Regions from separate parts of the Mus musculus genome. Here all the other regions are linked to region 1. A link is a loop called in an ENCODE intact Hi-C map of the cell type or tissue named here. Cell type or tissue: heart. All regions are shown on one strand. Region 1 has its middle 5.1 kb from the start of Mir6380. Region 2 overlaps Dnajb14 (DnaJ heat shock protein family (Hsp40) member B14). Region 3 holds the start of Lamtor3 (late endosomal/lysosomal adaptor, MAPK and MTOR activator 3). Region 4 overlaps Adh4 (alcohol dehydrogenase 4 (class II), pi polypeptide). Region 5 has its middle 3.3 kb from the start of Gm43403.

The links. Hi-C counts contacts between places; a loop is a spot of excess contacts. Peaks named below come from ENCODE experiments on the same cell type or tissue, not always from the same donor. Only the 100,000 strongest peaks of a DNase experiment are listed, where the experiment ranks them.
Region 2: a loop joins it to region 1, with 2.2 times the contacts of the local background. A loop is called at or near these places in 3 of 42 quality-filtered maps.
Region 3: a loop joins it to region 1, with 2.5 times the contacts of the local background. A loop is called at or near these places in 5 of 42 quality-filtered maps.
Region 4: it touches region 1 in a loop (8-fold over the local background); 13 of 42 quality-filtered maps call a loop at or near these places.
Region 5: it touches region 1 in a loop (2.8-fold over the local background); 12 of 42 quality-filtered maps call a loop at or near these places.

The regions. Positions count from the first base shown.
Region 1 is chr3:137,775,996-137,780,995 of GRCm38, forward strand. No RefSeq gene overlaps it. Among named protein-coding and RNA genes, the nearest start is that of Mir6380, 5.1 kb to the right of the region's middle. In heart, a CTCF peak has its summit at 2,363 (motif pointing right); no DNase peak of the experiment used is centred here; H3K4me3 peaks cover 894 bases; H3K27ac peaks cover 515 bases; H3K27me3 peaks cover 611 bases.
Region 2 is chr3:137,893,103-137,898,102 of GRCm38, forward strand. All of the region lies in intron 3 of Dnajb14 (DnaJ heat shock protein family (Hsp40) member B14), which reads left to right. Among named protein-coding and RNA genes, the nearest start is that of Gm40155, 17 kb to the left of the region's middle. In heart, a CTCF peak has its summit at 2,296 (motif pointing left); no DNase peak of the experiment used is centred here.
Region 3 is chr3:137,916,108-137,921,107 of GRCm38, forward strand. It overlaps Lamtor3 (late endosomal/lysosomal adaptor, MAPK and MTOR activator 3), which reads left to right and starts at 2,448. Exons shown (of 7, transcript NM_019920.2): 1 at 2,448-2,556; 2 at 2,766-2,811; 3 at 3,814-3,848. The coding sequence starts at 2,803. It also overlaps a transcript of Dnajb14 not described here. In heart, a CTCF peak has its summit at 2,375 (motif pointing right); a DNase peak (open chromatin) is centred at 2,404; H3K4me3 peaks cover 2,419 bases; H3K27ac peaks cover 1,946 bases.
Region 4 is chr3:138,429,267-138,434,266 of GRCm38, forward strand. It overlaps Adh4 (alcohol dehydrogenase 4 (class II), pi polypeptide), which reads left to right. Exons shown (of 9, transcript NM_011996.2): 9 at 1,459-1,626. The coding sequence ends at 1,483. Among named protein-coding and RNA genes, the nearest start is that of Adh5, 11 kb to the right of the region's middle. In heart, a CTCF peak has its summit at 2,804 (motif pointing left); no DNase peak of the experiment used is centred here.
Region 5 is chr3:137,858,539-137,863,538 of GRCm38, forward strand. No RefSeq gene overlaps it. Among named protein-coding and RNA genes, the nearest start is that of Gm43403, 3.3 kb to the right of the region's middle. In heart, no CTCF peak of the experiment used is centred here; a DNase peak (open chromatin) is centred at 2,453; H3K4me3 peaks cover 240 bases; H3K27ac peaks cover 280 bases.

The sequences.
Region 1 (5,000 bases):
GTATTTATTCCTTTCTCTTTGTCTTTGATGTCTTAGATTTAGGGTATAAAGTTTTGAAAATATTCTATATTACATATAGCAAGTCTGCTGGTTCCATACTACATGAATGAGACAACTGGTTTACCTCTCCGTGCTCCTTTCGTTACTTCCCATGCACCCCTTGTAGTATGTGCTATCTTTGCTGACAATTATGGTAAACTCTTAAAGGGCTATGAAGATTCAATGAGGCAGGCATGGAAAGCACTGGAAAACATGTTCAGTAGGTACTAAACATGCCAGAGTATTAATCATTATTGTGTGGTTAAAATCATGCATCACACAGATGTGTAATCCAAGGCTGTTATTTTATTATGCACGGGAAGAATTGCTTCAGCACTATGAAGTAAGCTACATCACACATAAGAAAAGAATGTGTGTGTGGCAGTTTGTCTAAGAAGGAATACGATAGCTACGATATATAAGTATTTGGGGGAAATTGGCCTCACCGTGTCAAAGGTTTTCTTTAAGATCAAACTGATGAAACCTGGAGAGATGGCTCAGTGGTTAAGAGCATTTGCTCCTCTTGCAAAGGACCTTGTCCTGTTCTCAGTACATACGTGATGGCTCACAACTGGCTGTAACTCCAGTTACAGGGGATTCAATGCTCTCTTCTGGCCTTCCCAGGTGCCAGGTATGTGAGGTACACATAGATATGCACAGCCAAAAATAAAAGTAAATAAATCTCCTTGTTAATGTTGATGCTAGAGCTGGGCTGCCATCAAAGTCGTCAGTGTCAAAAATGCATCTTTGCAGCAGTCTTGAAGTCTGCAGCAGAGTCGCTTACAGTGCTCAGAGCAAATGCAGTCATTGGCATTAATGGAACAGGAATGGCTCCCGAGCACGCTGCTAGGGAGGTCTTTCTAAAGCATTGTTCAGAGCTGCAAGTTATCCTAGAGATAATGCTGGAACACTGGAAGTTGTTAATGCTTGCAATTACCTTTCAGAATGAACACTGGTGTTTATTGGAGCATGGATATTGCGTACGAAGATAGTACACTGAGGATCTATAAACAATGGGCACTGACTCTTCAGTCCCTTCTCGTCCTAGAAGGAACACCCTAGGCTGAGAAGTTCAAAGATACTGGGCTATAAGGAAAGGCTTATACTGAGACACAGACTGAAGTTCATTCAAGGATATCAGGGATGCGAAGTCATTTTCAGCAACCCAATTCCAGGCTGAGCCACCTTAGACAAGAAGGATCATTACTCTGTGACTAAGAACTTTCATTACTTGTAAAACAAAAACAATCATATTCTCACCTCATGGTCTTGAAATTGTAAAAAAAAAAAAAAAAAAGCTGGGCGTGGTAGCACACGACTTTAAGCTCTCAGGAGGCAGAGGCAGGCGGATTTCTGAGTTCAAGGCCAGCCTGGTCTACAAAGTGAGTTCCAGGACAGCCAGGCTATACAGAGAAACCTTGTCAAAAGAAAGAAAGGAAGAAAGAAAGAAAGAAAGAAAGAAAGAAAGAAAGAAAGAAAGAAAGAGAAGATGAAAGAAAAGAAAAGAAAAGAAAAGAAAAGAAAAGAAAAGAAAAGAAAAGAAAAGAAAAGAAAAGAAATTGTGAGTAATGTTAGATAGGACAGAGACATACCAGGACTCTGCAGATAGTAACCACTATCACTGTTATTATTTTCCAGGACTGGACCTTAAACCCTAGAGGTCTTGGATACCAAAAACAAGAACAAAGATTGCTCTCCTGGAATGTGCCCACTGACTGCCTCCTAGTCACAGAGGAGACAAGCTCTGTGCAAGGAATCCCAGAACCAGCAGAAAACCATTGGCTACCTTACATTTAACCTTCTGTGCAGTCATTTCTCTAGAGAAGCTAAACCATGTGTGGTCACAGCCAGGATATGCCTGAGCACATTCTTTTCCAGGCACCCTGCCTGTCTTGTCAAGTCACTAAGAGAGCTCTGGGGTTTAGCAGAAGTTCAGAAGATAGGCCAACGGGACAACGTACAAAAGAAAGACAAACCCAGGCTTCCAGCAGAAAGTATTTCTGAGCACCCAAGAGAGAACCAAGATGTCGCCGACGCTAGTACAGAGAAGTCCTGCAGAAGCCGCCAAGAGATTCCAAGGTAGAGAGGAGGGGAGCCTGAAGAGCAGAGTCCTGGGAAAGCCTGTCTCACTCAGAACATAAATGGCATGGTGGACTCCACTCCATGTGGCGGGACATGTTGGTAGTACCGCGATATCTGTGTACTGTGTTTAGTACAGTATATATGTAGTCCTGTGTTTAGTGACAACCCGGGGCTATTGTGTGTGATGGAAATAGAAAACAGGGTTTCCTTTCTTTTTAGGCTAGAAAATAAAATGGCCACAGGATGGCAGTACAAGGTAAGAGATGAAGGTTAGCCAGGTATTCTGTTAACTTTGTTGATTTGAGATCGTCTCATTTGCACCAGACTGGCTTGGAATGGCCTGCATGTCAGAGGTCGACCTCGAACTCAGATCCTCTGGCTTCTGCCACTGAGAGCTGAGATTGCAGGCATGCACCATCGTGCCACCAGCTTAGTCCTGGGTTCTAAACCCAGAGAGGGTTTTGTGAACGCTGGGCAACCATTCTACCCAGCAAGCCGCATCCCTGGACTGAATTTTGGAAACGACAGGCAGAATGCAAAACCCTAAATTATGGAGTTCTCTGATTAAAAGTAATTTCTGAACTGAGTGTGGAAATACTTTTCCTCCTAACACTTATCTGCTATACTGTGTAAGGGTGCATGCATGTGGAATCGCACTGCCCATCACTGAGAGCTATTTACTGGCTTGATTTGAAGTGAAGACGCATGAAAGGCCCTCGGCCAGTACAGCAAAATGTGGTGGGAAGAGAAGAACACGGCCAGAGGGAAGTATGAATCAAAGACGGGCTTGCAATAGTCCCAGGACTCAGAAGCCAGCCTGGGCTAGATGAAGTCTCTATCTCAAAAACCAAAGGCAGACTGGGGATATAGGTCCACTGTAGACTACTTGTCTAACATGTACAAAGCCCTGAGTTCAACCCCCAGCACTGCATAAACCAAGCAAGGTTGGCACGCACCTGTAATCCCAGGTGGTAGCAGACATGCAATTCCAAGTGGTGGCAAGAAAATGAGAAGTTTGAAAACTCATAGCCATCTTCAGCTATATATTAAATTTAAGATAAGCTGGATCCTGTCTCAAAGCCAATTATTTTAAAAGGGGAGGAGATCTAGAAAAGCAGCAATAGTTTAAGATATGGGTGCATGGCTCAGAAGGTAAAGGCACTTGTCACCAAGGCTGACAAACTGAGTTTGATTCCCAGGCTCTGCCTTGTAGAAGAGAACCCTGCAGTTTGCCCTTTAATCTCCAAAGCAGCACTATTCAAGTATTTAAAGGTAGAGAGATGGGAGGTGGAAAGAGAGGCTTGCTCTGACTTAGATGGGAGCATGTATATTCATAGCTGGGGGAGTCTTTGTCACCTACGTGTGCAATTGGCCAACAAACCTACAGAAGAGGATGGGACACAGCCCCATCTAGGATCAGAAGCCATTCCTGTAGTCCACAGGGGAAGCTAGGATACCATCAAGTCTCACGCGCACGCATAAACACACACACACACACACACACAATCAAGCTTAATTAATTTCTTCAAAGTTTAGACAGCACCCCTTTTCACATGGCCACTTGCGCCTCCATTTCTCCACACAGACTACGCAGAACTCCCCCTCACCAGAAGCAAACTGGGTGCTAACTCGGGTACAGTAAGCTACTTAATAACCTAAGACAGAAAGCTTAGATGTCATTCGGACAGCACAAATTATGAAACATTTTACTTGAAGAAATGATCATATTGCATGCTTCAAAACAAACAAACAAACAAGCCACTTGGAATGAATTCTACAGTCTGCAGCCAGCAATCTCACTCAGACAAAAATCCCTGCCTGCTTCCAACCACTTTTACAATAAAGCTCCAAAGGTTCCCTAAGTTCCTAGGGTCCTTTTAGACTTGAGACTGCAAGAGACCTCACACGAGGTCTTCCCGCCCAAGTGTAGCACCCAGCCAAAGTGAGCCCTTCTTCTGGGGCAGGAGGGGACGTTTCTGTTATCTCGCCCTTCGAGGATGAAAGCCAACTCCATCCACCCTTAGACCTAATAGCCATCAGGGCTCCCTAGCCGGGCTTTCTTTAGACCCCAGCTGTTCCCTTATCCCAGGAAGGATCTTTGAAGCCGCTCATTTGCATGATTGCTCACTTAGCATCTCTAAACCCTTTCACCTAAACTTCCGCGGGGCTCTGTTTTATTCCCGTATATGTTCCGATCTAGTATAGTAGCCTTGGCTGCTTTGGAATGCAGAATCCTCCTGCCCAATCCTTTCCAGGGGTGGGACCAAACTCCGGTCACCACACCCAGCTGTCTGGGTACCTAACAGAACTGCATTCGGTAGACAAGTGGAGAGAGTCGCTCCTGAGAGCACACGACGCACCTGTGGAAGGGCTCCCTGAGAAATGCCGAACCACAGAGCTCTTGGTGATGTAAAACAGCTGTCCAGAATATTTTACACGCTCACAACTGCAGCTTATCAGGAAGCCAGATTGCCTTCCTTGACCTAGGTTTCTTCCTACAGGATAGCATTGCTATTCAACTCCTCTTAGCTAACTCAATGGGAAAATCATCACGCTTGAAGACACTGCACATCTGAGCTATTAAAGACACCTCCCAGGGCTGGAGAGATAGATCAGAGGTTAAGAGCATTGTCTGCTCTTCCAGAGGTCCTAAGTTCAATTCCCAGCAACCTCATGGTGGCTCACAACCATCTATAATGAGATCTGGTGCCCTCTTCTGCAGGCAGAACACTGTATACATAATAAATAAATCTTAAAAAAAAAAAAAAAAGACACCTCATTCTCTCCTGGAAGGCAGGAAAGATATAGGTAGATGCTGGTGCTCTATTGCAGAACATAAGAGCATAGTTTGGTGTCGGGGAGGACAGCTGTTTTATTGA
Region 2 (5,000 bases), 120 kb after region 1:
TTGTTTTTCAAGACAGGGTTTCTCTGAATAGCCCTGGCTGTCCTGGAACTCACTTTGTAGACCAGGCTGGCCTTGAACTCAGAAATCTGCCTGCCTCTGCCTCCCGAGTGCTGGGATTAAAGGCATGCGCCACCACTTTGGGCTAATCCTTTGAATCTTTAAGACTAGCTTCCATTACCCAGTGGAGCAGATGCAGTATGGCTGCGAAAGTCTGCAGGCTGGTAATCGAAGTCCGAAGTAATATCCAGGTACTGTGTGTGTCTTCTGGTTTGGTGTGAGGAGGTAGGTTGACAGTTTGTATTACCTTCCAGTGTTTGAGATATGACCCAAGTCAACCGAAAGTAACAGTTTTACTGAGGTTTTCTTGGACGTGGCCTAGAGTGGAGATTTCCTAGACAGGCCATTCCAGGAATGCTGGTAGGTAGTGCTCTTAATATTTCTATGATGCTGGTCAGGTTTTATGATGCCAGAGGTCAAACCCAGGGCCATGCGTGTGTTAGACAAGCTTCTGGCGCTGAGCTGCATCTCTAGTCCTGGAATTTATGAGCTCAGGTCTTGCTGTGCAACTCAGGCTGGCTGAGTGAACTTGGCAGTTTTCCTGCCTCTGAGCGCTGCCATCACAAGTGTGCACAGCAAGGCAAAGCACAATTCTGCATCCTTTATATCGATTTTTAGTAATGCGTTTACTTTTGCTTCTTCAAACTTGATTTCTTATCTCTCGTCTGTGTTATCTACTTTACTTCCTAATCTTCTCTACAGCTTTGGTGAATTTAGTAACTATTATGCAAAATAGGGGTGAAAATTAGGTAACGGGTTTGATAATTTCCTATTTTATATGTTGTAATGAAAGTTATACAACTGTCTCTTGCCTCCCCTGGTTGGCAGAGGCTTCCTTTTACTTCACCTTTCCAGGGAAGCCAGGGTAGCGTCTCCCTGGCAGACAGAGTGGCTGGTGTCAGGACTCCCCATGCCTTGAGCGTATTATTAAGTAAAAGAACAATAGCAATAGTTTCATGGTTTGTTACAGTTTCATTGTAACAATTAATGTGTTGTCCATAGTGAAACTTTTAACTTAGTGATTGTTGATTCTTGTGAATTTGATATCCTTAGAGCCAGGGTTTGGTGTTTTCTGTAACTTGCTGGGGTCCGGGAATAGAACAAAGGAGGGATTATGTTAAAATGTTTCAAGAAAGAAGACTTGCCTGGCAGTGGTGGCTGCAAGCCTTTAATCCCACTTATTCTGAGTTTGAGCCTAGCCTGGTCTACAGAGTGAGTTCCAGGACAGCCAGGGCTATACAGAGAAACCCTGTCTTGAACCCCACCCCCACCCCCCAAAAAAGACTCCATTAGTTTTTCATAAAAATACCGTTCAAGTTGTTTATAATCCAGCCATTGGGGAACATGTCTATAATCCCAGCTTCCAAGAGGCAGTGCCAGGAGGATCACAAGTTTGAGGCCAGCCTGGTCTACATAGCAAGTTCCAGGCCAGCAGAGTTATGTGCTGTAAAACTCTTTTTTGTTTTCCCATCATAGTCAAAGAGAGGGAGAGGCAGGGAGGGGAGGGAGGATATTGTTTACAGAACAGTTTTATTTGTTGAAGGAAGTTGCCAAGGAAAATACATCTGGGAATTAATAATATATTCCAGTGAAAGCTCTGCCAAAGTTGTTCTTCTGGAAAAAGATAAGTTAACAGCGGCACAGAGAGAGGGTAGGGAACCTTCGTGGCTCAGCAGGTGAAGGCACTTGCCACCAATCCTGGCAACCTGAGTGTGAGGCTCAGGACTCATGTGGTGGAAGGAGACAACTGATTCCTACAGGTTACACACACACACACACACACACAAATGAAATAAATAGTTCAAAAAAGAAATTATGGAAAAACCATATTTTCACAGTTCTACATGAGTTTAACTTAAACCTTTTCCCATTGTCTCATGAGCCTGCCAGACTCTGATGGTTGGCTCCTGCTCCGTGATGACGTAGGAGGCCCTGGTTAAACTCAGTCGGTCACGCACAAGAAAGACACAGTATAGGATGTCTACAGGAGGGGCATAAGAGAGACTGGAAAGTGTCAGCACACGGAATGCATTATCTATGTGTGTATAATGATCAGGACAGATTTAATAAAATTATAACAGGTCTTGGTGATGGGTGATCCAGATAACGTTGGCAATAGTAATTCTCCCTGGACTGGAGGGATGGCACTGAGGGAAGAGCACACAATGTTCTTCCAGAGGACCCAGGTTGGATTACTTTCTTTAACTGCAGCTCTAGGGGACCTATCGCCCTCTAATGGCCTCCACAGGCACTGCACCCATGTGCTGCAAGCATCCAGGCAAACTCTTCCTATACATACAAGTAAATAGTAGTAGGCCGCCTGGCATACATCTGGTGGTGGCATACATCTTTTATCTCAGCACTCATGAAGCAGAGGCAGGTAGCTCTCCTAGTTTGAGAAATTTCAGGACAGGCAGGGCTACACAGAAAAACCCTTGAAAAACAAGAAACAAAACAAAAGGTTCATAGTAATAATGCTTCCTAATGTTAAGAATGTTAGGCATGGCTCCCAGGTGTGGTTCTGCCCGCCTGCAATCCCAGCACTTGGGAGGGAGAAGCAGGGAATCATGGGTTCTAAGTCTCCTTGGCTACGTAGTAAGTTCAAGGCTAGTCAAAGTTACATGAGACTCTGTCTCAAAACTAATAAACAATCAGGGCGTGGAGAAATGGCTTAGCAGTTAAAAGCACTGGCTGTTCTTCCAGAAGATCCAGGTTCAAGTCCCAGAACCCACATGATGGCTTATAAGCGGCTATAACATCAGTCCTATAGTATCTGATGCCGTCTTCTGACTTCTCTGGGCACCAGCCATGCACAAGGTGCACAGATACATGCAGACAAAATACTTATACACATAAAATAAAAGTAACTTTAAAAAAAAACAAAAAAAGAGTGTGAGGCTGGCTGAACCTGTTTGTACTGTAGCTGCTGGCAGAGTATGTGCCTAGTGTGTACAAGTCTAGGGTTCGGTCTCTAGTGCCACGAAACAGAAAAAAATCCAAAAGCTTCAAAGAATGTTAAGCTAATTTCTCCCACTGCATCACGGTCAGGTGAGCATTGTTGCTCTTATGGAAAAACTAAGACTACAGGTGTCTGTGCTGCAGCATTGCTGTTGCTCTTACGAAGCAGCAAGCAGCGCAGATGTCTCATACCAGCCAGCCAGCCGGTCAGTGGGGTCTCACAATGATGGTGTGAAGGCTGGGTGTCATCATTATGGTGTAATGTTCTGCTTTGTAAGGGAGAAATACTCCTTACTGATCAGCAGACTGGGAGATTGTAGTCTCTAGTGGAGAGGCTCACACAGTCAGTGTGCAGGCGGTGAGCTATAAATCAGAATGCCACTTTAATTAGTCCCAAGGGAGATCAGAATTAGGAGCTGGCTCAGGAGCCAGTTTTCACCCACTAGAAACCGAACAGAAACCCCAGCCTGTAACCCACAGCTTTTCAGTGAGCAAATGTAGTTAGGCATCCTGCAGCCAGTGTGGTCACACAAAGAGGCAGGCTTCATTTGTCGTGTGCTTCCTTGAGTGTCTGACGTATTCTTAGCCAGTCTTCTGCTTGGAGACACCAAGCTGTTTTTCCCTAATCAGAGACAATGTTTTGATGTTTTTTCTTCTTCTTCTTTTTTTAATATCTATCTATCTATCTATCTATCCATCCACATGCGTGTCTTTGTACATACATGCCTACACACGTGCTGAAGTGTGTCCACACAGATTTGTGGAGATCAGAGGACAGTTTGCAGCACATTCTCTCCTTCTACCAAGCGGGTCCTGGAGCTGGAACTCAGGTCATCATCAGTTTGTGGCAGGTGCCTTTGGCTGCTGAGCCATCTCGCCGGCCCCCACTTTGGTCCCCACTTTATATGGAAAATAGGATAGATAAGAGTTTGACCACACTGAAATGTTATTTTATAGAAAGGGGAAGTCATTTGCAGTTTATTTTTCTATTCTACTTTATTTTCTTCAAGAATAGAGAAGTAACCATAGACTAAAGACTCAAGTTAAATGCTATGTTTGTGTTTCTCTAAGGGAAACAAGTGTTACCTAGGACAGTAAACAAAACCTGGCTGGGTTGTCTTTCCCAGGAAACTTGTTAAGTTTACTAAAGCAAAGAAATATTTATTATGCAGAATGATTTTTTGTTTGTTTTTGTTTTTTCCAGACAGGGTTTCTCTGTGTAGCCCTGGCTGTCCTGGAACTCACTCTGTAGACCAGGCTGGCCTCGAACTCAGAAATCTGCCTGATTCTGCCTCCCAAGTGCTGGGATTAAAGGCGCGTGCCACCACTGTCCGGCCAGAATGATTTTTATAACATACCTAAATGTGTTTCCCACACCATTCCGGTGACACGCATTCTCTCTCTCCTCTCGGACATAAATACCATTATCTCGGTGTTGACTGTAGCTCATCGGTCCTTGCCTCTCATTCACAAAGACGTTAGTTCATTACCCACTATCACCATCAAACAAGCAAGAAACAACACAAAAGCAAGCCACCAAACTAGGACACATTATCTTCAAAGGTTGGAGATTGTTTCAGTGCACTGTTCTGTTGTCAGCATACACAGGGACATCCTAGCAGAGGGCACAGGGTACCCGTGTGTTTCATAAATAATCTTGCGCCAAAGCTTGGGCTAGGTTTGTAGTTTAATATTAGCAGTGTAGACCCAAGGGCATGACTTGCAGAACAAAGATGTTACTTCCTCCTTTGGGCTTTTTCTTATCGAAGTGAGGGGATCTGAGATTCCCTCATCTTCAAAGAAAGACATGCTTCACCCAAAACATTGGCACTGTAGCAAAGCCCAGTGTCTGCCAAGTGTTTTGTAGCTTTTTCATTCCTGTGGAGTTTTTTTCTTTTTCTTTTTCTGTTTAATGTTTGTTTAAATTCTTGTGAGCACGGATGGTGGGACACACCTGTAACGTCAGCACTTGGGTGACAGAGGCA
Region 3 (5,000 bases), 140 kb after region 1:
GTCTGTAATTTATTTGCATTAAAAAGTGCTTCATATTTGCTTTACTTCTGGTCTTTGGATTGCTATGTGAGACTTTCCATTTAAAGTTTTAGGGTGTTTTTTGTTTGTTTGTTTGTTTGTTTGTTTTTAAGCTGCAGGTAATTTCCACGGTGTGATATGGGTTTTCAGGTCTGGTGAGGTGTTCATGGAAGCCTGTGTACTTAGAATGAAGTGCTGCTGGTGAAGGAGAGCTCCCTCGTGCATTCAAGACCTCAGAATTAGGTTTAAAAATGAAAGGTCTGATTTGTAAAAATGTAATGTTATATCAGACTTATATAAGGTTTCATATGAGAATTCTTAAAGCTGCTTTTGATTTCTAACGAATGTTCTAATGAATGATTTACAAATTTTTGTCTTTCAGTCTCTGTAATTTATCTCAACATATGAATAAAAAGAGGGGGTGTTCTCACCATAAAAGGCTTGTCTTCATTATATTTTATCCTTTTTTCTTTTTTTCCCTCTCCTTCTCTACCTCCTCCTCCTCCTCCTTTCTTCTTCCTTCTTCCTTCTTCTTCTTTTGAGACAGAGTCTCACTATATAGATCTCACTATCCTGGACTCACTATGTAGACCAGGCTAGCCTCCAGCTTACTGAGATCTGCCTGCCTCTGCCTCCCAAGTGCTGGAATTAAAGAAAGGCCTGCCCCACCATGCCCAGCATAGGATCCTCTTGATATGCTCATTCTTTTATTCATTCACTCATCCATTCATTCAATAAATGTATGAATCCCTGCTGTGTCACAGGTAATGAGCTAGGAGCTGGGAATTATTCATGGATTAAGACAATGCTCTAAGTGTAAATTTAATGAAGAAAACATTATTGTCCAGGAAATGAATGTTTTAATTTTGGTAAATGTAAGAAGATCACAAATTACCCATTTATCTATTAACGCCTATCTATCTTTAACATTTATCTATTAATATTTATTTATTAACATTTATCTATATATTAACATTTATCTCGAGTACCTCTACTATTCTGGAAAGGTCAAGGAAGATTTCACTGAGAAACTAAACTTAAACTAAAACCCAAAGGATGAACAAAAGGGGGGCTGAGACACTAAAGAACAACTTCATGCACAGTGGGCCAACCAATGCTATCACAAACACGCTGGCTCACACAGCTGAGCGGGCCTGCCGGAGATCAAGCCAGCCAACATTCTAGCATGCAGTGGGGATGGTTGGTGAGCCTACCTACACTGAAGTGCTATGGGCAATTGATGGCTTCTGAGAGAGGTGTCAGTGTTCTTTAAGGGTGATCTCTGGTAGGTTGGCCATGCTCCATTGGCTAGTCCCACAGGCCCCGGAGATGATCAGCCCAAACTGGACTTGATAGGTTATGGGGGCGGGGGGGGAGGACACAGTTTGAAGGGTACAGACATGGGGGTGAACCTAAGGGGAGTTAGAGCAGAAGAGTCAGGGGTAAATATGATCAAAATGCATTGTATGAAATTCTCAAAGAATAAAAGTATTAAAACTTTGTGGAAATGAAAAGAAACTTGAGTGGCGATTTAGTAAAAGAATTCCAAAGTAGGTGCTCCTAGAGAGCTTACCGTTTTCTTTAACGGTACACGACTGTTAACATCTGCAGCAAAAGCCATCAGCTTCCATTCCCCCTCCCCGCCCTCCCCCCACTCCCCCCAGCTCAGGCAGCCACTGGGGAGTATTTAGATCCCAGGTGATTTTCGTTTGTCCTCAGGGTTTCTACCAGAGTCTCCTAAGCGGATTACATGGCTGCCCTCTACCACAAAAGAGTTATCAACGCGTCAGTAATGAGAAACACCGGGCCAAAGCAAATGGAGAAGCCTCCCTTTTGCTAAGCTTTCTTGCCTTGCCCTTACAGTGGGCTTTCTTGAATGTACAAACACCAACAAAAAATATAGGCAGTTTTTATTTTATTTTAAGAAGATACAACAAATGCAGGCCCAAGAGCCAAAGCAGGCAGCCCAGTGCATGCGTGTTCAAAACGGACTTAGCAAACGAGCCCATAGGCCCATGGCTCCTGCACTTCTAGGTAAAAACCCAAGAGAACATGTGGTAGCAGCACCGTTAGGAAACTGGCTTGTAAATTAGGTTATCCAAGGACCTGGGACTTCTAATAAGTAGGCTGCTCAGTTTGTTCTCCTCAAACGTCTTCATTCATAAAGATTTACATAATGGGTCTGGGAAAGGTGTACACATACTCCGCACAGGATCATCTTCCGTTGTAGGTGAGTTGGATGGAAATTAAGGTGCAAGGACCGCAGATGCCAACCCAGCTGCTCGTGGCGCAGCGCGCAGGCGCAGGAAAAAAAAAAAAAGCCTCCAGGGGGCGGGGCGGCCGCGCGCGCAATTTCCGCCCGGGTCTCCCCGGAAGTTCCGAGTCCCGGTACTGGAGGGTGCAGCAAGTGCTTCCTGGATCCCGCGGAGGTCACGAGTAATGTGACAGCGACTTGACAGGCGGCTTCAGAGAGGCGACTGAACTGCGGGAACACCGGGGCAGGTCTTCCCAGGCTGGAGCGCGCGTGCGTCTGCAGAGGTCGCCGCTCCTCTCAGCTCGGGGACAGAGTGGGTGGGGAGAGGTGGGCTGGCCACCGGGCAGGGTCCCCGGGAACCTCCCCACTCCCTTGACGGAGATCCAGGGCTCTCGCTTGGCCCTGGAGAGGGTGGATCTCGTGATGCTGTCTGGGTCTGGAGAGGGTGACTAAGCCTCGGGTGCGGGGGAAGTCACGGAAGTTTTCCTTCCAGGAGTGGAGATCGATTCTGCGAGGAAAAGGGGTTCATCATGGCGGATGTAAGTTGACACCCCTTCCCAAGAAAAAGGGGAGGTGGGAGGTTTGCATACGGCTTCTGAGAGGAGAAAGGTAGAAATGTGTTTCAGCCTCGCCTCTCTTCCTGGATTTGTAGTAAGGACTTGCAGGGGCCTGAGCTTCTGTCAGGACCGGTTGTGATGGGCCACTAAGGTGCTTTAGCCTCAGAGAACTATATATTCTTCCACCTCCTAATCCTATTGGAGCATACAAGAACTCTGTGTGGGTGGCACTGGAAATTCTGAAGGATGACTGGCCGCCCTTCCAGTCAGTACCTGTTCATAGGACAGTGCTCTGAATCCTCTCCCAGTAAATAATGCTCTTGGTGTCTCAGTAGGCAGTGTTGGGAGTCTAAAAGGATGGCTAACGCGTGCCCCCTTAACAAGCTATGTTCCGTTTCTATGTGTCTGTTTAAGACGAGAGCAAAAGTAAGTTTGTGGTGGTAACGTGGGAAAGGACACTCATTCAGTTTGGGAGATAGAGGTTCAAAACAGCACACATTTAGAGTGGAGGTCATAATTGTCAGTATCTTTGCCAAGAAGCTGAATGTTAGAATAGTTTATCGGAATTAGGATCATTTAAAAAAAAAAATTCATGGGCAATCTGGATGCCCGGACATGGGAAGAGATTTATAGAGGATTCTCAAGTGAATACGGTAGCATCCGGATGTAAAATATTAGGAAGCACGTGACCTCATTTTACAGCAAATCTGTATTTGTGTGTCCCAATTCCAAGTACACTGACATAGCCCTTACTAACCTTTGACAGCGTTCTTAGGTTGTAGGGTCTGTGATTATCCCTGTAGACATGTAACGAAGCATATAATGAAACTGAGGCCTAGAAAAAGGTTAACTAACTTCTCCCAAGTTATACACGTCAGAGATGAAATGCCAGTGACAAGTGGTGAGTTCATGTCCTTTAGGGATAGGGACAGGGCTAGAACAGCACAAGGTAATAATGGTCTTTTAAAAATTATTCTCTTTCAGGATCTAAAGCGATTCCTGTACAAAAAGTTGCCAAGGTAAGAAATTATTGATTTGTTGCTGAATAAATTCTGTGCAACGTGTTAATCTTACAAAGTATTTTGTTTCTCCTTTTAAAATTAGTATTTTTATAAATTTCATGGTAATTATTTACCACATTTAAATATAAAACTAACCCCAGGTATCCTAAGAGATGGCTTGAGTTTCCAGATAGCTCGAAGCCGAGCTGTTGGATGACTTCTGTGTGGTTCTACGGGGAGAGATGCTGGGGACTAGAACTTAGATTTCCTGCCACTTTCAATTTTTTTTTTTTTTAAAAACACACTACCGTAGTTGTTTATTAGCTTATCTTTTAAAGTTCTTAAGTAAATTTAAGAAAAGAAGGTTAAAACTTGCCATTATTTTTAATGTTACTATTGGGACCTAATTGCTAGGTCAACGTAATCCAAAATTACTAGGCTAAGACAATAGTTGAAAAACAAATTCACTTCCACACTGCACTTTGTGTGCCATTCTTACAAAGAGTTAACAGGTGTTAAGGTTAGCAGATTTCTTATAACATATTTTACTGATCCAGAGGACTCCACTTGAACTCATTGGAACTCACTTTTAGTTTAATTGAAAAGAAGATGTCTTTGTTGACAAGCATTTCTTTTGTCTACATTCACATCTTTCTACAAATGACTCAGATTTTGTAATCATTAGGGATAAGACAGGAGTGAGGGGAAAATGTCTTGTGTTTTCACATCTCAGAGCAAAACAATCAGATTGGACTGAATAACCTTTGAGGTCATCTAGCAGAATATTTTCTGAAATCCTTTTTCTTATCTTCCCAGTCTAAAATTGTAAGTGGTTATGTGTGGTTATCAGTTTATCTCTGTAGGCTGAAAAAAATGAACTAACGTTCCTTTAGACTTACTTGAATTGCTGGATGTATGGCTTATGTTTTTACTCTGATTATAGATTAGTGGAAATGAATAACTGTGTTCTGGTTGTGATTTATACGGTGTATATCGAAAACACCGTGGGTATTTTAAGTGAGATAATGATTATTATCAACTTTATGTTAATGAAATAATTAATTAATTTTAGTTAAATTAATTAAAATTAATTTTAATTCTCTTCCTCTTAATAAAAAGGCAAGTTATAGAGATCAACTGCTGGGTCTTCTTTCACACACGTGGCCAACA
Region 4 (5,000 bases), 650 kb after region 1:
TTATGTGCACCATGAGCAGGTAGGTGCCTGAGAAAGCCAAGATAGGATGTCACAACCCCTGGAAGTAGAAATACAGGCATTTGTGAGTCATCTGATGTAGGTGCTGGGGACTAAATGCTCCTAACCAGTGAGCCATCTTTCAAACCCCAACTTTTATGTTTTTGTGGGGGTTTTTTGGTTGTTTTTTTTTTGTTGTTGTTGTTGTTTGGTTGGTTTTTTGTTTGTTTGTTTGTTTGTTTTGGTTTTTTGAGACAGGGTTTCTCTGTATAGCCCTGGCTGTCCTGGAACCCACTCTGTAGACCAGGCTGGCCTCGAACTCAGAAATCTGCCTGCCTCTGCCTCCCAAGTGCTGGGATTAAAGGCGTGACCCACCATGCCCAGCATATTACTCTAACAACCAACCAGGTGTCTCTTGACTACATCAAAATTGCTATATGTGCTTAACAGATTAAACAATTGCCATTGGGAGGAAAAAAAAAGAAAAGCTTGATTTTCCGCAATATACAGCATTATATACTATGCCATATACAGTAGTGGCATACGCTGATAGATGAATTCCCTCTCACAAACAATTGTTAACTCAAGTCAGTTATTCCCTAGAAGGAAAGATTTCTATAGTGTAATGAAGGGTAGGTTCCCTGGTCCAGTGTGCCCACGTCTGGAATTGTTTTCTATGGTTTGTCAAAGAGCATTCGTGGTCAGAGCCCTGTGCAACTGCTGAGATATGAGCAGAGAGTGGCAGGAATCAGGTACACACAAGCACTTCAACTCTCACTGGCTTGCCTTGTCCTGGGGCTCCTGTCAGATCATTCCACTTATCCAGCAGTTTCAGCTGCACTGTGCATCTCAGGATTGCTTCCTAGGTATTAATCTATATCAACCCTCAGAATGAGGGCTTCCTAGAGGCTGTGGACTATGTAAGACTGGGATTAGTGATTTTAGTTAAGTTACACCCTTTATTAATAGAAGCAAAGAGTGAACACCAAGAATAGTGGTATTTAGAAAAAAATGGAGCAAAGAACTTAAAAGACACAGCAAAAAAAGAGGAGTAAATAAAGCAGAGGAGACTAAATGACAATCATGGTGATAAGATTGGAAACAAAGAAAAAATCTCACAGAAAATGAAAACCACCTTCCCCCAGTCTATTAACACTGTCACAAATATTATTAATGCCATGGATGGAGAAAGGTGACACAATAGGAGAAATGGTGCATGGGCTTCTACTAAAGGGAGAAGTGGAGCAAGAGGGGGTGGGGTGAAGATGATCAAAGAACATTGTGTACGTGCTTTAATATCACAACGAACCCCATTACTGTATATAAATAGTACACGTTGATTTTTAAAAGGCGTCTCTAAAGAAAGACTAGACCAAAGTCTAAAGTGAAAAGGAAAACAACTGGGGACTTTGGATAAAGTGTTCAGATAAATAGTATTTATTGTTGTATTACTTTTATCAGCATCCGAACAATCCTGACCTTCTGAAAATGCCAGGAGCAACTTGGAATGTTATCTGATTGGATCCGAGCCTGTCTGGATGATTTATTACCTCACATGATGAGCCAAAGAAAGCCTGCATTTACACTTTGTATCAGCACAAATGAACTATAAATTATACATTCACTGTTTTTTTTGCTTGCTGCTCTTTAGGGGCTGGTGTGTTTTCTGTTTGGGGGGAATTTTATATGTTGAGTACTGGTACTCACATGATTTCTATCTCACTGTCTCCCTCTCCGGCTCCTCTCACATCCTGTCCCCTAACTCTCGAATTCATGACCTCTCTTCTTCCACTGTTACATACATACATGTACGCAGATGTATATACAGATAGAAACTGCTGAGTCCATTTAGTATTATTCATGTTCTACATGAGTAATTGGCTAACCAATCAGGATTGGATAACCTATTGGGTGGCTCCTTCTTGGAGAAGACTGGTCGTCCTCTCTTCATAGCCACTGACTGTCTGTAGGTCTTCACCTAGGGGTATGTCTTGTGAGATTTTCCCTTTCCACATTGGAATCTCAATGGGTGTTGTTATTGTCTAGGTCTTGTATAGGAGACCATGTCATAAAGAATCCATAGATGCGGTTCCCTGTTGTTAATATATAGAAGACATTATCTGGAAGCAGATGTCCTGTTTTGAGTGGAATTTTTTTTAAAAATTGTTTTTTATATTTGTCTTCTCCCTAATCAAGGCCAAGCTTGACTACAGACTGAGATGCTGTTTTTTAAAATCCCGTACAATGAGTGAAATACATGAAAGTCTATGTTCTGACCGATAGCTCCTTCTCCGACATGTTCTCATTCATTAATCGATGCTGCTTCTTGAAAGGCTAGACGCAGCACAAACTACATTTCTAGTGTCAGGCCATTGTGCCAGACTAGAACTTGGTTCCCTCCAAAGGGAAAAACCGAAAAATATTATGGTAATGGTTTGCAGGGCAATGCACTTTCTGTTGTTGTAAAGAACTGTCCTGGTCTCCATTCTCTAAGGCTTTAGTCCAAAGATCAAAATTTTAATACACATAGACCACTGACCTTCTTCGGGTTATTAAACCTACCTATCAAAATATGTATTCTCCCACATAATAAGGCAGATGTCTTATTTCTAAAAGCTGGTTTCGTGGGTCTGACATTAGTGACAATATGCATCCATTCTAGTAATCGTGTACAAGCACTTAAGTTTAGAAGGTAACCTAATCACAGTACTACAATACACTTGTCTGAAAAGCACAAAGGGTTTTCATGTAGCCACTATGCCTTTGGCACCTTAGTATTCAAAATGCTACCACAGCACCCTCTGGTGTTCCTTTTAATTTTCCATTTATTAGATGCCATTTTCACTGAGAAAAGGAACTCAGAATGAATAGCAATTTCTATTGATATCAAAGCTACCATTATAAAGGGTTCCTTCCTATGTATTAGATAATGTGACTCTCAAACACTTTCTGCTGCAAGCCCCCTGAACCAGGGCCATGTTCCGAACCCTGAGCACCTTACAGAGAGCAGGCCCTCCAGCCATTCAATCCTCTGTAAATTGGACAAAGCAGACCTTACTAACTAAAGTCTTATTACAGGGACACAAACACTATCCTTCCAACTGCTTTATGAGGGTGGTGCATCTACACAGTTTTGGTTTGGTTTGGTTTTGGGGGGCTTTTATTTTCTTTTCTTTTTTTTTTTTTTTTTTTTTTGGTTTTGATGATTGATGGTTGGTTTGATTTTGGTTTGATTTGATTTGCATTAGAAATCTGTCTCAAAATGTAGACCATGCTGGTATGGAATTCATAGAGACCCACCAGCCTCTGTCTTGTGAGAGAGACACTACAATTAAAGGTCTGTGTTGCCAACCCCAGTGCATTTACCTATAACAGACTCCTATAACTAACTCCAATAAACACATTGGTTCACCAAATTAACACTTGGGCTAACTTATTTTCTCAGTGTCTTAATGCTATATCTGGGGTTAAGAGAAGACTCTCTATAGTTCCCAGGAAAAGTCATGCAGCTATCCCTCTGTCTAGTTCTGTTCAGTTAAATGCAATCTACAGATGCAATGCAATTCCCACCATAATTCTTCACAGACCTTGAAAGGCTAATTCTCAGATTCATATGGAAATTTAAAAAAAAAACCCAAAGATAGTTAAAACAATCCTGAACAATAAAAGAATGGCTAGAGGTCTCACCATTTCTGATTTCAATGTGCACTACAAAGCTATAGTAATAAAATCAGCCTGGTATTGGCATAAAAACAGAAACCTTGAACAGAACCAAAGTGAAGAACAAGACATAGATCCACACACCTACTGACATCTGACTTTTTTATAAAGAAGCCAGAAATATACAGTGGAAAAAAAAGACAACATCTTCCACAAATGGTGCTGAGCAACTGGATGGCTGCATGTAGACCAATCCAAATTGATCCATACTTATTTCCCTGCACAAAACTCAACTCCAAATGGATCGAAAAGGTCAACATAAAATCAGATACACTGAACCTGATAGAAAAGAAAGTGTGGTGTGGCCTTGAACTCATTAGTACAGGAAAAGAGTTTCTGAACAGAACACCATTAATGTAGGCACTAAGATCAGCAATTAATATATGGGACCTCATGAAACTGAAAAGCTTATATAAGGTAAAGGACACTGTCATTAGGACAAAGCAGCAGCCTACAGAATGGGGAACAGTTTTTTACCAACTCCATATCCAATACAGGACTAATCTCCAAAATATATAACTCAAGAAACTAGATATCAAAAAAATAACACAATTAAAAATGGGTACAGATCTCAACAGAGAATTCTAAATACAGAAAACTCAAATGCCTGGGAAACCCTTAAGGAGATCAGCATCCTTAGTCGGTGGTGCTCACCCTGCAACCCGTTAATACAGTTCTTCATGTTGTGGTGACCCCCCCCCCATAAAACTATTTTCATTGCTACTCCATAACTGCAATTTTGCTACTGTTATGAATTGTAATAAAAATGTCTGATATATAGAATATTTGAATATGTAACCCCCAAAGGGTTCATCTTATTCGCGTTCTCACGCCCGGCCAGGAAAGAACACAACAAACCAGAATCTTCTGCGGCAAAACTTTATTGCTTACATCTTCAGGAGCCAGGAGCGCAAACCCCCAGCCCCAAAAGCGAAAGCCACCCCAATTACATCTTTAGGAGCCAGAGCTCCGGTGCGCCAAAGCGCAGAGCGCGCTCTATTGTTTACATCTTTAGGAGCAAGCGAGCAGGCGCCAGAGCCAGAGAGAGAATGGCGGAAAACCCCGTCCCCTTTAAGGAGGAGTTATCCTTCGCTTAGGACGCATCACTCCCTGATTGGCTGCAGCCCATGGCCGAGCTGACGTCACGGGAAAGGCAGAGTACAAGTAGTGGTAAAATACCCTTGGCACATGCGCAGATTATTTGTTTACCACTTAGAACACAGGATGTCAGCGCCATCTTGTGACGGCGAATGTGGGGGCGGCTCCCAACATCTCCCCCTTTC
Region 5 (5,000 bases), 83 kb after region 1:
CACTGTACACTACAAAATTGGTATGGCATTGAATAATGTACACACACACACACACGTATTATCATAACTACAACTACAGTAAAGACAACTCAAAAAGAGTAGCACATTTGTATCAGACCCTTCTCAGCCCGGGCTAAGGACAATTACTGTGAAAAGAGGATGAGCTAGTGTTGTCTTCTACTTTGAGGAAGCAGAAAGCCGTTGTGACTGTGTTAAAGTGACCTGGGAGGACAGGTGAGCTGGCTGTGCGTATGTCGGTTACTTGTCTATTGCTGTGATAAAGGACTGTGACTAAGGCAACGTAAATAAGAAACAGTTTGGGCTGGTGAGATGGCTCAGCGGTTAAGAGCACTGACTGCTCTTCCAAAGGTCAGGAGTTCAAATCCCAGCAACCACATGGTGGCTCACAACCATCCCTAACAAGATCTAACGCCTTCTTCTGGAGTGTCTGAAGACAGATGCAGTGTACTTACATATAGTAAATAAATCTAAAACAAAAAAAAGAAAGAAAGAAAGAGAGAGAGAGAGAGAGAGAGAGAGAGAGAGAGAGAAAGAGAGAGAAAAGAAATAGTTTATTTGGGCTTATAGTTCCAGAGGGTGGAAGTATCTGATGGCAAGAAAGCACAGTGGCAGGTGACAGGCATGACTGCAGGAACCCCGTCAAGGGCAAGCAGAAAGCCAGCAGTGTGAACTGGAAGTGACCAAACTACCTAAAGTGTCCCGGAAGGTGCTGCCAACTTGGATCAAGTGTTCAAATGCTTGAGACTACGAAACACTGTTTAGTTAGTTTTATGTCAGTTGTTTGACAAAGCTACAGCTGTTTGACAAAGCTACTCTCAATTGAGAAAATGCCTCCATACAATTTGCCTGTAGGTGAGTCTACAATGCATTTGAATTAGTGATTGGCCTGGGAGGGTCTAGGCCAACCCTAGACTGATGGTCCTGGGTTCTATAAGAGAACAGACTGAATAAGCATGAGCAAGTCGGTACACAGTACTTCTCCATGGCCTCTGCATCAACTGCTTTGGTTGCATCTGACTCCTGCTTTGGTTTCTACCCTGACTTCTTTGGATAGCTGACTATGAACTGCCAGCTGAAATAAACCTTTCCCTTTCCAAGTTGCCTTTGGTGGTGGTGTTTATCATAGCAATAGAAAACTAAGACAGAGCCACTTTTATTCAAACCACAGCATTCCACTTCCTGGTCCCCATTAGGTGTTGTTTTTAAAACAAAAGCCCAAACTTTCATTTTTACCAAATGAAGATCTAGGAGACAGAGAGGCAGAGAAGCACCCAGCTGACCTTCCTCCTCAACCATCCTCCCAGAATGAAAGAGCCAGCTCTCCTTCTCCACACTACCCCTCAAACCCTTCCAACTCAATGTCCCTCCTTTCTACTTCTGGTTCATCTCTCTATCCGTCCTCCTGACTTCCTCTCACTATGGTTTTTTTTTTCTTATGTTCCCTACCTCATGTCTACTGGTTGCTTGCTCTGCCTCTTGACCCATGACTTATTCAATCTTGTTTAGAAAGCTCTCAGATTAAAGGTGTGTGCTAGGTCTGAGCCACACTACAACTAGGGACAGGTTTTTCCAGCTCACAGCACATGTGATCCAATATGCTGCAGTACATAGGCTTGTGGACACGTCATAACGTAAAATATACTTAGTCCAGCTTTTACAGTCCTAGTCTTTCACAGTCTCGACATAGTTTAAAGGTCTCTTCTAAGACTCTAGGCAAGCTCTTAATTGTAACACACTGTAAAATTAAAAAGCAGATGACATACTTCCAAGATTCTATGGTATAGAGTATACATTATAATTCCAAAAGACAGGAGTAGGGACACTGGAATGGCTAAAATTATGTTTTAGTTCTTAGTTCTGCACTTGAAAGATCTATAAAACAAAAGTGCCTTTAACCTGTAAGTCCTTCTTGCCCAAGGACAGAGAACTTCCTGGACTGCTGGGGGCTGTTGTTCCTGTGAGATAACAGCCACGTGGTTCCACTCCCATAAAGAAGCTTGATTGCCCCAACTGGACAGGATGTGCTAGATCACACATACGTGGCAGGTTATGTAGGCAGGAAGTATGTCAAGATGTATGCTTGCCCCTGATTGGACAGACATGGGAAGGATGTGACCTTGTGGCTTTTGCTTTTATAAGTTCCTAACTAATGAAATTCGAGGCCATATTCTGGAAATCCTGGCTATGGCCCTGGCTAACATCCAATGTTCTGGCCAGCGCTGAATAAAGCTTGCTTCAAATTTGACTCAAAAAAAAAAAAAAAAAATTGTGGTTGTTATCTTACTCTTGCCCACTGGGATTAGCATCATTAGGAAATACTAGCCCAAAGCAAGACCAAACTCAACAGGACAGATACCAAATTCTGAAGTTCTATTTTTGGTAGCAAAGGCTCTGCCCCTCCAATTTTGCTGCCTACAAAACACAGCTTTCTTGGGCTGGCTCCATTCCATGTATGCAGTTCTCCTTGGCGGATATCCCACATGGCTCTTAGCACTACTGCCTTCCAGGCTACTATGATGATCTATTAAGCTCTACTTACATCGTGCAATCTCTTTTGACGTTCAAAGTCCCAAACTCTTCCACGTTCCTCCAAAAAAACAACAAAAAACAAACAACAACAACAAAAAACCATAGTTCTTTACAGTAACACCACTCTTAGTACCAACTTCTACATCAGGTACTTTTTTGCTGTTGAGACAAAGACCATGACCATGGCAACTTCTAGAAAGGGCTTATTTTTGGCTCACAGCTCCAATGGATAAGTCTCCATTAGGGCAGAAGGTACAGAACAAGCAGCAGGGGTTGCAGGAGAAGGAAGTGGCGAGCTCCTTACATCTTTAACTGCAAGCACGCGGCAGAGAAACTGAATTGGATAGAAGTGGTGTGAAACTTCGAATCCCAAGGTCTGCTCTCCATGCCATACGCTTCCCAGCCAGGCTGGACCACCTAAATCTCCCCAGACTTGGAACCCAGTGTTTGAATGCCCAACACTGTGAGTGACATTTTTTTAATTCAAGCACATTGGCACAGTTTGAGTGTCCTTTAAGCTTGCCATTTCCATATCAAAAGATGCATACGTAACAGTCAAGAAAAACCAATTAGGAATATGTTATTTTCTCTTCCCTTCTGTTTTAGATTGTTCTATTGCTGTGAAGAGAGATCAAGACCAAAGCAGCTCTTATAAAGGAAAGCATTTAATTGGGGGCTGGCTTACAGTTCCAGATGCTTAGTTCCTGATCGTTATGGCAGCAGGCATGGCAGCAGGCAGGAAGGTGTAAGGCTAAGAGCTTATATCCTAAGCCTTTAATCCCAGCACTTGGGAGGCAGAGGCAGGTGGATTTCCAAGTTCGAGGACAGCCTGGTCTACAGAGTGAGCTCCAGGACAGCCAGGGCTATACAGAGAAACCCTGTCTCAAAAAAAAAAAAAAAAAAAAAAAAAAAAAAAAAAAAGCTTATATCCTGATCTACAGTCTACAGGCACACACAGGCGAGATTGAGCCTGGCTTAACAGTTTTAAACCTTAAAGTGATCTCCTGTTGCATGCTTCCTCCAACAAGGCCACACCTACCAGTCCTTCCCAATCAGTTCTACTAAGGCCCAAACATTCAAATATTATGAGCCTATAGGGCTATTTTCTCTCAAATCACCACACTTTCCTTATTCTCCTTATAGGATAGTTGTTTGTTGAGTATATGCTGATTGTCAAGCACATGTTACCATGTAATCTGCATAAGGTTTTCCTAAATCCTTTAAGGGCTATGTGAAAAAGGTGGGGTGGGGCTTGAGCTTTCAAAGGTTACTAACCTTTCTGAAAAGCATGGTAGTGTGCACCTATAAGCTCAGCATATACAATGCAGAGGCAGGAGAATCACAAGTTTGAGCTCAACGTTATCTATATAGAAAATCCCAGGCTAGCCTGGGCTACAGAATTAAGATCATGTTTCAAAAATAAGAATAAAAAACATTTTAAAAGGCACAAGCAGAAAGGGTTGAGAACTAAGATTACAGTGAGGAGGCGCCACAGAACTCACATGTACTTGCTAGTTTATTCTTGCTACCACTCTTCAGTGAAGAAAAGTCAACCTTTTAGTTGGATTCCATGGGAAAAAGCTCACACAGAATTCTCTAGAGAATGGACGTATGTTATGAGGTAAATATCAAGAAATCCCATCAGAAGCCAGGGATAGCCTACTGGGCTTGGCTTTATACTTGGTTTTTTTTTTTGAAGACAGGGCCTCAGTCTGTAGCTGTAGATGGCTTGGAACTCACTGTGTAGACCGTGTGGGCCTTGAAGTCACAAAGATCTGCCTGCCTCTGCCTCTCAAGGGCTGGTATTAAGGATGTAGGTTGCCACCATCACAGCAGGCCAGTCCTTAGGTGTCTGAAATGCCATCGTTGTAGAGTTGACTAGCATTCTGCTTATGACTCTTCTGATGCAGCCTTCTAGGTGCTGGGATGTCAGGAGCCTCAGTTGTTTTCGGCATGTGATGACATCATTACAATTCCTTAGTTCCAATAAGCCTCGGAATCAATATTGTTTGGAGTCTCTCCTCTAGCATTAATGTCCTGGTATCAGAGAGTTCCTCTAATTTCATAAAATCTCCCAAACTTAAGTACTAATAATGTGGAGTTTACGCTTCAATATTCTCTTCATATTACTATTCAATTATGTAAAAAGTATAAACCGGTGATATAACTCGACGGGTGCTAGCTGTGTGAGAGTTGACTACCTGATACCTGAGTTTATCTCTGGAACCCTGGAAAGAGAGCACTCACTCAAGTTGTCATCCGATTTCCACAACTATAGTAATGAGGTGAGCACCCGCGCCCACCCACATGGCCACACAATCATGTTTAATTGAAAAGTGCTACGTATTAATATAAATGCGAAATTCGCAAGACTCAGATAATTATGGTCTCCAAGCAGCGAGTGATAAATGCAGGTGCTGTAGATCTACTAACTGCACGTCTAAGTGGCT